Regions from separate parts of the Homo sapiens genome. Here region 1 is linked to region 2. The links are chromatin contacts, found by Hi-C or POLR2A ChIA-PET in ENCODE. All regions are on one chromosome and are shown on one strand. The core of a region is the stretch at or near the end of the contact, and the rest is flanking DNA. Distances in the headings are between cores, read along the strand shown. Region 1 has its middle 98 kb from the start of PTCHD1. Region 2 overlaps PHEX (phosphate regulating endopeptidase X-linked).

Region 1 (5,264 bases), core at 2,717-5,216, 1.3 Mb after region 2:
GATTTGTCCTCAAAGTGCAGTAAAATGCCTGGTCTCCACTCTCCCTTCTTGGCGAGGCAGCAGCAGCAGCAGCAGCAGCAGTTTCAACTCTAACCCCATGACAACACAGAGACCTTTGGAGGTTAGGCTCTAAAAATCTACATAAATAATTTTGAGTTTGACTTTTTTTTTTTTTTTAACTAAGCATTACAACATAGCATTTTACCATCATGGTGATTTTAAAATATGTCCATAAATTCTTTTATACTCTTCCATTCAAAGGGTAGAACCTAATCACCCTTATTCCTATATTTAGTGACTTGCTTCCAAAGAATAGAATATGGCAATACTAGAATATATGACTTCCGAGACTAGTTCATAAAAAGCATATTGGCTTTTTGGCTTATTCTTTCACACCAATGGCTCTGGAGGAAATCAGCTGCCATGACATGAGAACACTCAAGCAGCTAAGTGGAAGTCTCCTGACAACAACCAGCACTAACTTGCTAGGCATGCAAGTGAGCTATGTTGGAAGTATGTACTTCAACCCCATTCAGGCTTTTAGATGACTATAACATAGGCCAACATCTTTACTTCAACTTCAAGAGAGACCCTGAGCCTGAACCACCCAGCTAAGTTGCTCTCAGGTTTCTAGCCCACAGAAATTGGGTTCAGTAATAAATGTGCATTGTTTTAGGCTACTACACTTTGGGGTCATTTGTTATATAGCAGTAGATAACGAGCACAACTATGTTATAAATTTCTCACAAACATTATTTTAATGGCTATACTTTATATATATTTTTATATATGCATGGAAGTATAACAGGAAATCTAACAGGAAGTAATCTATGTTGACAGGTGTAATGTCAACAACATGAAAAAGTTAGAGAAAGTCTCAGTTTTTCCTAATAACTTTTATGTTTTATTCAATTCAAAGGAATGAAGAGGTACTTTTCTAAAACACAGGCTGAGATATTCAAAAATTTCTTCTTTCTCATGCTATACTTAATATGTAAAGAAAACTACATTCTTCATATCTACATAGAAGAAAAATTAAATAATTTATCTCTTAAAACATTTCCTTTATGTTATAATCAGAGAAATATTCTATTCTTCCTGTTCTCCTTCAAGAGCTGAGGGTATGTGTGGCTTTTCTGATAATTGCAATGTAATTTCAATATGCAAATGATCCTAAAGAAGAAAAAGTATGGATCACATAAATACACTATTTCTGGAATTGCCGTAGATGAATATCGGCCACACGAACTATTGGGATAAAACATTATCCATTCAGACAATCACTAAATATTTTTGAACAATTATTTATGTAATAAGCACAGCGATATCGTTAACATGGTAGACGTGTTGTTGCCATCACAAAGCTTACAATTCAGCATAACATGCAAATAAGCAAACAGGTTATCAAAACAGAGTGCTCAAACTATAAAAATCCTAGAAGAAAACCTAGGAAAAACTCTTCTACACATTGACTTAGACATTCAAAATCACTAATCGTCAGAGAAATGGAAATCAAAACCACAATGAAATACCATCTCACACCAGTCACAATGGCTGTTATTAAAAAGTAAAAAAGGCTGGGCATGGGGCTCACGCCTGTAATCCCAGCACTTTGGGAGGCCGAGGCGGGCAGATCATTTGAGGTCAGGAGTTCGAGACCAGCCTGGCCAACATGGTGAAATCCGGTCCCTATTAAAAATACCAAAATTAGCCAGGTGTAAAGGCATCCACCTGTTGTCCCAGCTACTCAGGAGGCTGAGGCAGGAGAATCGCTTGAACCCAGGAGGCGAAGGTTGCAGTGAGCCGAGATCGCACCACTGCACTCCAGTCTGGGTGACAGAATAAGACTCCGTCTCAGAAAAAACAAAAAGAAGAAAAGTAAAAAAACAACAGATGTTGGCAAGGTTTAGGAGAAAAGGGAGCACTTATACACTGTTGGTGGGAATGCAAATTAGTTCAGCCCCTGTGGAAAGTAGTTTGGAGATTTCTTAAAGAACAACAACAACAAAAAAAAGGAATTACCATTTGACACAGCAGTCCTACTACTTGGTATATACCCAGAGAAAAATAAATCATTCTACCAAAAAGACACCTGCACTCATATGTTTATTACAATAGTATTCACAATAGCAAAGACATGGAAGCAACCCAGGTGCCCATCAATGGTGAACTGGATAAAGAAAATGTGGTACATACACAACATGATATACTATACAACCATAAAAAAAGAATAAAATCACGTCTTTTGCAGCAACATGGATGCAACTGGAGGCCATTACTCAAAGTAAATTAATGTAGGAAAAGAAAACCAAATACTGCATGTTCTCATTATAAGTGAGTGGGAGCTAAGCATTGGGTACACATGGACACAAAGATGGGAATCATAAGCACTGAAAATTCCAGACTGGGGGAGGGAGGGAGGGGATAAGGGTTGAAAAACTACCTATCAGGTATTATGTTTCCTCAGGGGCTTAGTGTGCTCTTATTAGTGGAGGCTATAGTGAAGTTTTGCTGGGTAGTAGGATGCCAGGTAGGCCAGTCTTCAGGCACCAGTGGTGGCAGCAATAGGCTGCTGTGCCAAACCTCAACATCAGACAACATACCCATGTAACAAACCTGCACATGTACCCCTTGAATCTAAAATAAAAATTTAAAGTATTTTTTATAAAACAAAATATAGAGTGTTGAGTATTACAATGTGGAAGGAGTAGAATGCTATGAGGGCACACAAAAGATGAACGTTATCCAGGTTTAGCAATAAGGTAAGGCTTTCGAAGTGGAATGACCTATAAACAGAGGTTAAATATAGTGGTATGCTAGTAAAATGGCTTTCCAGAAAAAGGAACTAAAGTCTTTATTTGCAATGTTTGCCAATTTCCATAGCGTAAATGTTCACACAATAGACAATTTTAAGCTACTAATATGAAAACACTGATCATGAAATTTGGAAGACAAGTAAAGAATCAGCTCTCACAAGCTAGTACAAGCTAGCTCCAGTGAACCACTGGAAATGCCTCATGAATTGTGATACACTCTCTTTCTTATCCCTCCACCCTAGCCTTTGTTTAGGTCTGTATGATGCCTCATCCATATTACTGCAATAAACTCGAATTGACCCACCATGGCTGACTCACTCCTGGGTCTTCTCCTAGCTCCCTCCCAGTTACATGCCCATCACACCTCTTCTGTGCAAAAACCTTTGAGTGATGTACCATTGCCTATAAAATCAAAACTTTATAGTCTGTCTGGCCTGCCTATTCAACCTCAACTTACACCACCTCCTTCCATGCCTGCTATACACTAGCCATGCTAAATGGTCATCACTGACCTGTTAGTCCTAGAATACACCATCTACCCACACCTCAAGACTAATAAGATTTGGGACTCAAGGAGGAGCAAGATGGTTGAACAGAAGCCTTCAATGATCATCCTCCCTACAGGAACACCAAATAGAACAACTATCCACACCTTTGTAAGAAAAAAAGCACCTTCATAAGAACCAAAAATCAGGTAAGCAATCAAGGTACCTGGCTTTAATTTCATAAAACAGAAACAGGCACTGAAGAGGGTAGGAAAGGCAGTCTTGAATTGCCACCACTCGATGCCACCACTCCCCCATCCCCTAGCAGTGGCATTGTGGTATTAAGAGAGAATCTGTGCACTTGCAGGAGGGAGAGCACATGACTGTGGGACTTTGCATTGAAACTCAGGGCTGCTCTGTCACCATGGAAAGCAACGCAGGGCAGAATTCAGCCAGCATCCACAGAGGGAGCATTTATGCGAGGCCTAGCCAGAGGAGAAATATCCATCCCAGTGGTCAAAACCTGAGTTCTGGCAAGCAGCAGTTCAGTGCTCCAACTAAAATGCTCTGGGGTACTAAATAAAGTTGAGAAGCAATCCAAGCCACAAAGGACTGCAAGTCTTGGCCAAGTCCTGCTGCAGTGCTGGGCTTGCAGCCAGTGGACTTGAGACATCAGCCAGGGCAGCCAAGGGAGTGCTTGTGTCACCCTTCCCTCAACCCCAGGCAGCACAGCTCACAGCTCTGGGAAAAACTCTTTCCTTCTCCTTCTCAAAGAGAGGAGAAGGAAGAATAAAGAGGACTTTGTCTTGAACCTTGGACACCAGCTCAGCCACAGTAAGATAAGATATTGGGAAGAGTTCCAATACACCCATTCTAAGCCCTAGCTCCGGGATGATATTTCTACACACACCCATGGCCAGAAGGAAAACCACTGCCTTGAAGGAAGGGACGCAGTCCTGGCAGGATTAATCGCCTGCTGACTAAAGAGCCATTGTAGTATTCACCATGGGCCTGGGATAAGACTCAGACATGCTGGCTTCAGGGATAACCCAGCACTTTCATAGCTGTGGTGGCTAAGCAAAGAAACTTCTTCTGCTTGAGAAAATGAAAGGGAAAAGTAAAGGGGCCTTTGCTTTGCAGGTTGGGTACCAGCTCAGTTGCCGTGGGGTAGAGTACCAAGTGGACTCTGGGGGTCCCTGATTCCAGGCCTTGACTCTTAGACAACATTTCTGCATTTGCCCTGGGCCAGAGGGGAACCCACTGTCCTGAAGGGAGAGTCCCAGGCCTGACAGCATTCACCAAAAGCTGACTAAAAAGCACTTGGGCCTTGAGTAAACATTAGCAGTAGCTACACAGTACTTGCAGTGGCCCTGGGGCAGTGGTAACCATAGGAAGAGATGATTCTACTTGTGCAAAGAGGAGAGAAGAGTGAGAAGGACTTTGTCTTGTGGCTTAAGTGCCAGCTCAGATACAGAAGAACAGAGCCATAGATAGATTCCTGAGGTTTCTGATTCCAGGCCCTGGCTCCCAGATGGCATCTGTGGGCCTGTCTGGGGCTAGGGAGAACTTGCAACACTGAATGGAAGGACACGAGCCTGGCTGGCTTTGCCACTTGCTGACTGTAGAACCTTAGGATGTTGAGGAAACATAGGCAGTAGCCAGGCAGTGGTTACAGTAGATCTTAGACAAGATCCAGTACCGAGCTAGCTTCAGATATGGCCTCAGTACAGTCCCAGTGGTGGTGACCACAGGAGTGCGTCTATCACCACTGTCCCAACTCCAGGCAGCTCAGCACAGAGAAAGAGACTGTTTAGGAATAACTCTGCCTGGTAATCCAGAGATTTCTTCTAGATCTTATCCAAGCCGATCAAGGCAGTACCTCTCCAAGTCTATACAAGCCATAGCATTACTGGGCTTGGGGTGCCCCCTAATGCAGATACAGGTGTAGAGACCAAAAACTTAG
Region 2 (5,086 bases), core at 94-2,593:
GGTACTGGAGATGGATAAACATTGCCATAGATACTTTTGTCAGTAGATGTGAAAAGGCGTTTGTTCAGTGTTTATAATGAAGGAAGAACTGGGATGGTGGGTGGCAAGGCAGCGTTGGAGGAAGACAAAGAGTAGGTTTGATTTTTTGTTTCCCCTTCAAAAATCTGTCAAAGCTGTCCTCAGTCACATAAGGCACAGGCTGATGAAGGCAAGAGCACATGGGCTGTGATGGGAAACTCTCCAGATGGTAGACAACTTTCAACACCAACATATTGTTGTTTTATGAAGGCTTCATTTATTTGCTGAGCTAGCTTGTGGTATGTGGAACAGGATGTGTCTTGCCCTGGGCAGTTGAGCGCTTAGTGTATTAAGGGCTCTTTATCCTCGCCTGACCCCACATGAACCGAAGAGGTGCTTGCATGAATTAGTACAGGACCACCAGGGTGGAGGGTGGGGTGGAGTGTGTGTGTATGTATAGGTGTTGGGGGTAATGTGTTATGAATAGCTGGATGCCAGGGGAATGTTCTGGGAAGTGCAGTCAGTTCTTTGAGCAGTGTGGATTGCAGTTGCCTCAGGGAGCTCTTCTGAGTGGCATAAGGGAGTGGGTGCCTCACAGTTGGCCCTTCTCGGCAAGTGGCCCATGGGTCCTTCTTGAAGCAGGACTATTCTCAGTTCTTCTAATATTAGACATGTTCCTGTTTGCCTCCCGAGTTGCTCTCCAGTCTTCTATTTTATTTCAATGAGAGCTGTCAGTTTTTCTTCTAAAAGCGTTCTTTGAACACTCTGCTTTCTTTGAGCTGAGTTCAACCTGCCAGGAACTCTGCTAGTTCCACGACAGGTACAAATATCAAAGGCAAATTGGATCTCACAAAGTTCCCCGACTGTATCTTGCATTTCAGAGTTCAGAGAAGTTTCTTTAACGAAATGCAAGAAAGATGGATGTTGTTGAAGCAATTTCAGCAGTTCTTTGAAGTGGGTCCTTTCCTGGACCCCAGAAGATGTAAATTTTTTTTTTTTTTTTCCCCTCAAAATTAAATGAACATGCAGTTCTTAAAATGACCTCTGGGTGGAGCTCGTGGTACTCACAAAGAACACTAGCGGCGTTGAAAGCTTTTATGCAGCTTTCTACTCCGGCGTTGTTTTTGAAAAAAAAAAAATTTCTTGCCCTTTTTCTCTGCTGTCCTCGATTTGATTGCCTTTTAATAGTCAACAAGAAAGGAGAGACTTTGCCTAATAATTCCTTGAATCTTAGATGGAAATCTCCCACTATCTTAGGGTTTTGTCTTTCTGATACTGAGTAGCCCCTGCATTAAGAAAGGATTTGCCTGCATTTGAAGTGGAGGTGAATAACTCGCCTGCTCTTCCTGGTATGACTTGGCACTGTTCTTTGGGCATGTGTTGTATGCAGTGTATCACCCAGGCGGAAGATTTCTCATCAATAATAGTGCCCACACTGGGCCAATGCTGAGTCACTTGGCAACCCATTGGGAAAGCTGGAAAAATGTTCTGATTTGTGAAAGGGAGAAGCTTTTCTTTCCCTCACCATGAAGCTCTGGACCGCAGCTAATTACAGAGCCTCCTAAGAAGTGTTAACCTCAGCATTCCATAGTGACCGACCTCCTGAACCGGGCAGGTACAGAAAGCTGCAGTGTTCTGAGGCCTAATACCTTGGCTTTTGTAGCAATGACCTCGTCTCAAAATGGAAGTGTGTGGATGTGGCTTTGTTGTACTCTTTGCTAGGGGTGTTCACTGTAAAAGATAAATGAGGATGCCTCTGCTCCCGTGAAGGGTAAATTTGTTTTCTCTGTCTCCCTGCCTTTTCCTGCTCATCTCTTAAGAGGTCACGAGTAGTTTTTGTATTGTGAAACTGATGGTGTAGGTTTCAAGTGGAAATTTAGTATCGTGAAATAAGCACCGCTTTTTGTTTAGGATTCTCTGTTCCCTGCAAGCATGTGCTCTTATTGTAAATAAGCAGCAAAGGACAGGGCATCTGTTATTTTTCTGGTGACCACAGCTGTTGAATGAGTGTCAGGTGATAAAATAATGATTTTAGGGGTGTCTTCTGGAGGATTTGCCCTTGCCAGAGTAGAAGAGGAGGATCTCAAGGTCGCTACATCAGGATTCTGACTGAGACCTGGCAGGAGAGCGTCAGATCAGGAGGAGCAACTTCCTGAGCTTGGCTTATCTCCAGCTGGATTTGACTATATAGCCAAAAAGCTGGATCCCTTCGGAATTATTTGTTTGTTTGTGCTCTTTGCCCCTGGGACCTAAGTTTGTCAGGTCACATCCAAAGAAAAATAGCAGGATGGGACTCACAGGGAGGTGGCATCCTAATGATGCTCTGAGGGAGTGGCCTTAACCTTGGCCACAGCAGGTGCAGAGAAGTCGGCTGAATGGTCCTAAATTTATTGGCATGTGACTCTCACACACAGGCTTTGAGTGAGGTGGTGAGAGTTTTCTTGCAGAGGGCGAAACAGAGGTGTAGCCCACTTCTTTGGCTTTGTCTCTAAGCTCTACCAGGCCTAGGTACTGGACTTCTCCCAGGTATGCGGTCAGGGCTCTGCTTATATCCGGAGCCTGGTGGTTCTCAAGGTGTGGTTCCAGACCAGTAGCAGCAGTGGTCCCTGGGAACTCATTAGAGATGCAAATTTTCACATCCCCACCTGCTGAGCTCTGGGAGTAGGGCTCAGTGCCTTGTGTTTTACCTGGTGATTCTGCTGCGTGAAAAGGGTTGGGAACCCCTGTCTTGTCCTTACCACTTCACAGCACACCTGCCTGACTTCCAACTGCAGCCTCCTGCATTTTGGCCAAGAGCATTCTCTCCCTGCTACAGCCTGCTTTGCTACTCATAAAGAGGGCCCAAAGGACGGGGAATGACCACACCTTCCTCAGAAGTCCTCACCCAACAGTTGATGGGAGTTGCTGTGTGTGGCCCCCGCTCCCTCATCCCTCTAGTGCGTGTTCCACATGGGCTCTGGGAGCTTTTCCAATGGGCTAGAGCTATTATACTAGCTAAGATACTCGTTGCTGACTGCCTTTCTTTCTCTACATATTTCCTCTTTCTCCTACCAGTGTTTCTTTTGCTGCCCAAATGAACTGCTCGCACTTGAATCCTTGTCTTAGAGTCTGTTTCTGGGGGATTCCCAACTAGGACACAGCCCCTGGGGGTATACGCTTTCCCAGTGCTTCCTTGCCTGTAAGGCAACAGCACATTTCACCGAGTCTGGTTGCTAGCACTGCTTCAGCAGACTCAATGCCACAAACATTTCTAGCACACCAACAGCATGCCAGGTGCTGAGCCGGGATTCGGACTCAGAGATGAGCAGCCACAGTCCCTTTTCTGCGGGGGCCTTCAGGCTCCTAGGAGAGAACAGGAGGCCATGGATGCAGGGCAGACCAGGAGAAGTGTTAGGTAACGTGATGGAGACGAAAGGGGTCCTGGGAGTCTAGGGGAGCTCAAACATGACATGTGAGGGTGCCTTACTTGGGAAGTGCCTACTCTGCCCCTTTCTCTCTTCCTCTGTGGTGTTCCCACACCCTGTCTTGCAGCCTTGTGGCAAGTCTTCCTCTTCCTTCCTTACTAATCCCAACTCTGCATCTGGCTGTCACTTCCCCTTGATACCTTCACTCCTGCTTCACCTCACTGTGCATTTTAAATTGTTTCGTAGGAGAAAAGAAACAGAAGGGCTTTCATCAAACTGTCTCCTGCCCTTTCCAGTTACAGATTCTAGCACATTTGCATAACCGCTCAAGAATGCAGTCACCCTGCGTCTGGCATCCACTCCAGGGCTCACCAGGGACAGTGACTGGTAGACCAGCATGGAAACCGCGGGCTGTGGCTCCCTCCCATGTGCCACCTTCCCGAGCTTGTCCCTTCTCTTTGGCTCTATGTCTCTCTCACACACATGCAGGCCAAGATGGCGGCCTTCATACTTGTATCTCTTTCCTCTCACTGGCCTCAACAGGAAGTATGGTATAGAGGTCAGGAGTATAGACAGGTGAGAGACTGCCTAGTTTCCAAGCCAACTTCTACACCTTATTGACTGTATGACCCTTTGGAAATTACTTAACTTCTTCCACCCTCAGTTTTCACATCCATAAACTGGGGAGATTGGTCCCTGTCTCAGAAGATTTGTTATGAGGATTAAAAGAGCCACTGTGCCTAAAGTACTTATAAGAATGCCTGGAGCATGAGAAAGGCTCCCCAAGTTGTCAGCCGTTTGGTCCAAACTGCTGTGCCTCTGGGAGGGGAGGCTTTGGCTGGACCAGACGGTGAGAGGAGGGATATTTGTGAGCAGCCCCTGCTGAGAGGGTGTTGGAGGGGATGCATTTCTTTTCTCTGGATTTTGGATTTTGTGGTTTTGAACAAATTCAGTATTGTCGTTGTGATATATATTTTAAACACAAAAGTAAATATCTGGTATAAGTGGGAGTTTGATGCATATATCTATTTATTTTTTCGAGTTAAAGTCTCGCTCTGTTGCCCAGGCTGGAGTGCAGTGTTACAATCATAGCTCACTGCAGCCTGAAACTCCTGGGCTCAAGCGATCCACCCACCTTAGCCTCCTGAGTATCTGGAACTATAGGTGTGTGCCCCCACCCACCTTAGCCTTCTGAGTACCTGGAACTATAGGTGTGTGCCCCCACATCCAGCTAAGTGGTTTTCTTAATTTTTTTTTTTTTTTTTGGTAGAGATGGGATCTCACTGTGTTGCCCAGGCTGGTCTCAAACTCTTGGCCTCAACCGATCCGCCAGCTACAGCCTCCCAAAATGCTGGGATTACAGTGTGAGCCACTGCCACACCCAGCCAACATATATTTATTAAAGGCATAGTACATGTGATATCTTACCGGAGTGATTTTCCATGCTCTAGAGCCTCATGTAAATGTCATTTAGGGGGATGCTTTAGGTCATTCATTCTCACACTTGAGCATGCATCAGTGCCATCTGAAGGGCTTGTTAAAACACCAATTGCCAGCCCCACCCCTAGAATTTCTGATTCAGTAGTGCTAAGGTGGAGCCTGGATATTTGCATTTCTGACAAGTTCTCAGGCAATTCTGATGCTGCTGGTCTGGGGCCTGTGCT

The links. Hi-C counts contacts between places; a loop is a spot of excess contacts on that map. ChIA-PET counts read pairs that join two places held with the same protein, here RNA polymerase II (POLR2A). Pooled maps may share reads with other maps.
Region 1: a loop to region 2 is called in a map of sigmoid colon, with 4 times the contacts of the local background. The contact joins two enhancer-like sites. A Hi-C loop is called at or near these places in 1 of 168 maps with a recorded cell type or tissue (sigmoid colon) and 5 of 50 pooled maps. POLR2A ChIA-PET finds 5 or more read pairs at or near these places in 1 of 52 experiments (activated naive CD4-positive, alpha-beta T cell).

Annotation. Positions count from the first base shown.
Region 1 is chrX:23,430,570-23,435,833 of GRCh38, forward strand. No RefSeq gene overlaps it. Among named protein-coding and RNA genes, the nearest start is that of PTCHD1, 98 kb to the left of the region's middle. Within about 2 kb of position 3,967, at least 6 of the 41 ENCODE cell types and tissues checked have a DNase peak (open chromatin) inside an H3K27ac peak, as active enhancers do.
Region 2 is chrX:22,135,033-22,140,118 of GRCh38, forward strand. The region is part of intron 12 of PHEX (phosphate regulating endopeptidase X-linked); the gene reads left to right. Among named protein-coding and RNA genes, the nearest start is that of PHEX-AS1, 35 kb to the right of the region's middle. Within about 2 kb of position 1,344, at least 12 of the 41 ENCODE cell types and tissues checked have a DNase peak (open chromatin) inside an H3K27ac peak, as active enhancers do.